Regions from separate parts of the Mus musculus genome. Here region 2 is linked to region 1. The links are chromatin loops, found by intact Hi-C in ENCODE. Cell type or tissue: left cerebral cortex. All regions are shown on one strand. Region 1 overlaps Agbl4 (ATP/GTP binding protein-like 4). Region 2 has its middle 54 kb from the start of Dmrta2os.

What was found. A loop is a pair of places that touch in the nucleus more often than their neighbours do. Peaks named below come from ENCODE experiments on the same cell type or tissue, not always from the same donor. Only the 100,000 strongest peaks of a DNase experiment are listed, where the experiment ranks them.
Region 2: a loop joins it to region 1, with 3.0 times the contacts of the local background. A loop is called at or near these places in 3 of 42 quality-filtered maps.

What each region holds. Positions count from the first base shown.
Region 1 is chr4:111,494,737-111,497,236 of GRCm38, forward strand. The region is part of intron 6 of Agbl4 (ATP/GTP binding protein-like 4); the gene reads left to right. Among named protein-coding and RNA genes, the nearest start is that of Bend5, 81 kb to the left of the region's middle. In left cerebral cortex, a CTCF peak has its summit at 1,389 (motif pointing right); a DNase peak (open chromatin) is centred at 1,394.
Region 2 is chr4:110,031,876-110,034,375 of GRCm38, forward strand. No RefSeq gene overlaps it. Among named protein-coding and RNA genes, the nearest start is that of Dmrta2os, 54 kb to the left of the region's middle. In left cerebral cortex, no CTCF peak of the experiment used is centred here; a DNase peak (open chromatin) is centred at 1,067.

The DNA.
Region 1 (2,500 bases):
TGAAACCAGGATCCTGCTCAGTTCCAGGCCCTCCTCCTAGGCAAAGCTTCCCTCCTAAGGGAGCCTTCATTTCCTCTTTGTGAAAGGAGATGTGAATCTGTGGTTCACAACACACAGGGATGCTATAGATTAGACAGAACTAAAGGACAGAAGTGCCACTGGATCTAACCTAGGTATACAAGTAGTAGAAGAACCTACTACAGCAGGGGATGGGGGCAGGGATAGGGGAAGGACTTGGTGTGTGTGTGTGTGTGTGTGTGTGTGTGTGTCAGGACCAGTGTCTGGTTCAGTCTAGTTTCTGTAGTCAACATGGTAAGTAGCTTTGGGTGGTTTCTTTTGCCTTTGGGTCAAAAGCACGGGGCTGGCTAAGGGCAGTCTGTGCACTCTGTGCTTCTCACCACTGTACCCCAATAGCTTCTCTTGCCTTACCTCCTGGTCACTCACTCCCTGCGTTTATCACAGCCTAGCTGGTCAGCTCAGGCCATCTTACTGATGCTTCATGCTTCTTTGAGCTTTGTTCCATGGAGTTTCCCTTGAAGTTGCCTCAAGCCCAGTGGCCATTCTCTGCCCAGGGCCCAACTAAAGACACCCCTAAATTAGCCTAGATAGCCTGGAGTACAGGGGAGGGAAAGCGAAACCAGAGTGCAGGCTATCTCAGGCTACATAGAGATGCAGCCCAATCCCAGCAGTCATTCTGAGAGGGGCTCATTTGGTAACTGGATTCAAGGTTAGGAATGAGGTTGAGCTGAGGGATCCAAATGTGACCAGAATTAGGCTCTGGCTTTGGCTAAGGAGCAGTAAACCAGGTAAGTCCTTTGTGCTTTGTGTTGTATGCATCCATTGTTTTCAACACCTCTGAGGTTGCCGCCTTCTGCATCAACCCAGCCCCAGGATGTTTCTCCACACGTGTTAAAGTCCTTCAGGTTCTCTGTCGTATCTGTCATTGTTGTAATTTTTCACCTCTTAGGAGTATATCAAGCCTCAGAAATGAATAGAGTGAGTGAATGTTACACGCAAGCAATTTCAGGCTTACAAGGCAACTGCACAAAACCTCCATCTGTCCTTTTATCTGTCTGGTCAGTATTAAAGTCCCTTAGTTAGAAATTCACTTATTTATAGTGGTGTTTGGAGCACTAGAAAAAAATTTAAAAATCTCTGGGCCAGGATTAGGAGATGTGAGCTAAACCGCATCTTGCCTTCTCTGACAGTTACATTACCACACTTTACTAGCCTCATTCTCCCTGTTGTAAAATGGAAATGATAATGCCCACATTCCAAAATTGCTGTCCAGGTACCTGGCTTGGTCCTAAAACAAACACGATTTCTTTCTCTGTCCCCACCCACACCCTCAAAAGAGTGAATTCTGGAAGCATCATGCTGGAAGTCACCAGCAGGTGGCAGCACAAGGCGTGGTCATTCTATCAGTCCTGGACTAGTGAGAGGAGTTTTGATGTTTCAGGACCAACCTAGGCCTGGTGAGGTCCTTGCCTTTCATGCTAGTGGACCAAAGCTGGATGTCTTCTTGTCTTGCTCTGTGAAGAGCAACTGAGTCCTGGCATACCTACACCCAGAGCATAATTCAGTTTCCCAGACATTTTGCTGCTTTTTCTAAAAGGAGGTACCTTAAAAAGAGGTTCACCTATAGAACTTGGTTGAGTCTCTTTCATTAGGGCCAGCACAGTTGGGGCTGCTGATGTGCTGGCCATTTTTTTCTGGTGCCGGAAGGAAGTTTATCACAGATCTGGGTTCTGAGTTCCCTTCCATTCTGAAATATAGTTGGGTACCTGGAGGGCCATGTGGAAAGGTGTAGGTCAGAGGCATTTGAAGGAAAGCAGCTTTGAAGTTGGGGGCCATTATGTTAATGGCATTACTCAATTTCTGGAAGCAATTCTGATTAAATATTCATTGGTTTTGATTATACTGAAATTAGGGCTAAAGCGTGAAGTCAAATCGAGGGGAATAATGGCAGTGTAAATAATGCATGGCCTCTAAATTGAAAACAGCAGCTTGTGCAGCCAGGTCAGCCCCCACCCTGTCTGTCTATACCATTTGTTTAGAAGGTGATTAGTCTGATGTGGGCATTTCTTAGCAGCTCAGAGAATGCAATTGGAAAAAAAAATCCCAGGGCTCCCCGTATCTCTGGGAATGTGGGAGAATTAACATGGGCAACTTATAGCAGGGGATTTTCTCTAGGTCAAGAACGGGGAAGTGTAGAATCTTGGTGACATGCCGCCATAGAGTTCTGTAGTCTGCAAGTGACATAATCATGGGCTCTGAGAAGAATAGTCTCTTTCCTTCTAAATCTTTGGTGGTGTAATTGTTGAATGGAGATGATCGAATCAGGTGGAGAAGAGCTGCAGCTAGAGAGAGGCAAGAAGAACCAAGTGAGATTTGTTCAGATTAACAAGCCATAGAGACAGGACAGTCTATGAAGTGATGGGACAAATGGTGTATGTAGGATGGCATTATGGGGTCCAAATAAGGGTCAGGGGAGTTTTGA
Region 2 (2,500 bases), 1.5 Mb before region 1:
ATTGATTCAAAAGTTTTCTCAATTATTGACTGTTATAGACTGAACGATGCCCTTCTAAAGGGGTCCCTATCATAAATACACTTCTGTTGTTTAAGACACTCAATCTGGAATGATTGGTTAAAAGCAGGAGAAACCACTCCTGAAGCTTTCATGAAGCCCCGGAGCCCTGTTGTATTTCGTTGTCATGTTTCCTTAGCTCCTGGTGGCTTGAAGCAGGCCCTCAGTGCTCCTCAGTCTTCTATGACGGTGACACTTTTGAAGACACAGTGTGCCACTCCCTGCACCTCTTCCTCCTCCAGGCCCCTTTTCAGAGGATTCGTTGCTCACTTTGGGCTGTCTGATGTTTCCCGTGATTCGCGTTGTTGTCTAGAACCCTGTGTAAGCACCGCGTCTTCCTCAGGATAACACCTGGAACTTCTTGTGGCCAGCTGCCTCTCATCGGAGATGCTGATTTCAGTCTCGTAGTGTATATGGAGGGTTCATGCTCTTTTATATTTTTAGGATTTGGAACCACTGGGAAGCCGCCTGTCCACCCTGCTCATCTGCATCACACACGGTGGGAACTAACACAGTTTGTATCGTGGTTGTCATTGCTCTGCTGGGCACTGGACACCAGGAGACAAGGAATACCTGATCTCAGTTCTTGAGGACCACACAGCCTCCTGAGGAGCTGCTAGGCCTGGGGGGGGGGGCAGCAAGTAGACTTCTTCATTCACTCCTGTGTTCATTCACTGCACAGATATCTGAGCTCCTAGTGGGCTGGGCTGAGATACAGTTTGTACAGGGGAGAACTGGTGTCTATGTCCATGGTGCTTAGAGTCTTTGCGTGAGATGCTACACCCCAGCACCCAGACCTGGGTCTCTCATGTAAATAAGGGCTGACTAGGTGACTGAATTGCTGCCCTTCATGATGGCATGAGTTCTTCTCTGCAGGTACTGCTTTGCCTGTGTTCTTGTAACAGGCGAAGAACTGAGTTCCAGAGAGAAGGGACAACTCTCTGTCCTTCAACAGCTGGCCTTGGGGATTGTCACTCCCAATCCTTCCCAGCAGAAGTAGGGCATCAAGTTGGTTTGCTGTCCGTGGGCAGCTGGTGGTTGGTTATTTTGGAAGCAGTCTATTCTCCTACCTTCCTGTAGGCTGGGCTGCCTTCTCCCCCCATTGTGCTCTGGGGCTTGGGGCCCCCTGATTAGGCCTGTGGTTATTTAGTCAGCGATAATATTGGATTTACTTTCATCTCTGAATTGCATCAAATGTCGCCAATGACATTTAGCTGACACACAAGGAGGAGGCTGGCATTTTTAGGCTGTCAGCCTGCTACAGATGTAGAAGGGGATTGTGTTGGGGCATCTGGTTTATTGTTAATTAGATGGAGCCAGTGAGGTCTCTTTAGTGAGTGGGTAGATAAGCTCTTGCATAGCCCCTGCTTCAGACTGACTTCAATCTCCTCCCCACCCCCGGAAATGAACATGGCCTTGCCAGTTTTCCCACTGCGATGGGGACAGCATACAAGAAGTTTGGGGAGCAAGTGACAAAGTGTGTTGTCCTCCACCTGCAAGAATATTCATACCTCAAGCCAGGCCCAGATGACTACTGTCGTTCTCTTTTGCAACTGGAGGAGAGGGTGAAGGGAAATGAGGAAGTTGCTTGCCTGATTTGAACATCTACCTGTCTGCAGATGTCTCTGGGATGTTTCTAAATGTCTCAACCTTGGTGTGCTTCCTTGGTCTCTTGCCTTCAGTCCTCCTGCCCCCATCTGTCAACTGTAGAGATAATCAAAGTCCTATTTGATGGGGGCTGTTGTGAAAAGTAGGAGAATTAAATATTCGGGGTGCTTCGAGGGGTGCCTGGTGCTCAGTGGGCCCCATTTACCTTTCTCTAACCCCCTCTGGAACCACTACAGTGAACAGGAACTGGCGTGCTATGGACATATGCGGTGCAGAAGACACCTGCTTTCCCTCAAGGACATTAAAACCTTACGAAGGGGATAGACATCTCCACTGACACTCTCCAGAGTCTTGGGAAGGGTTGTTTTACAATTCTGGGTTCATGAGACGAGAGTTTTCTGAGTCCACGTTTAAACATTCTCTGAATTCATACTGTTTACATTCAATGAGTCTTTGGTTCTGTATGATTCTAAGTGCCAATAGGTGATCTGCAGTGACAAAGACTTTCCTTTTTCATTAAACTTGTCTCCTCATCCCAAGGACACACAGACTATTTCCCAACTTTTCTGACAGTTAGGTGGGTGTAGGGAGCAGAGCCACAATGTGGAAGGGTCCTGGGTCCCTGGGCATGTGAAAGGTTGTCCATCCAGGAATGATAGCAGGGAATAAACTTCCATTGTGTTGAATCATTGAGACCCCAGGATTTACCTGATTCAGCAGCTGGCAAATATTCACAGACTCAGTTGCTTTGGGGAAGTAGTATAAAATGGATGGGAAGACCACTGGAACCCTCCCTGACAGAGCCTCCTTCCCACCATTTTCTCACTACCCCTCC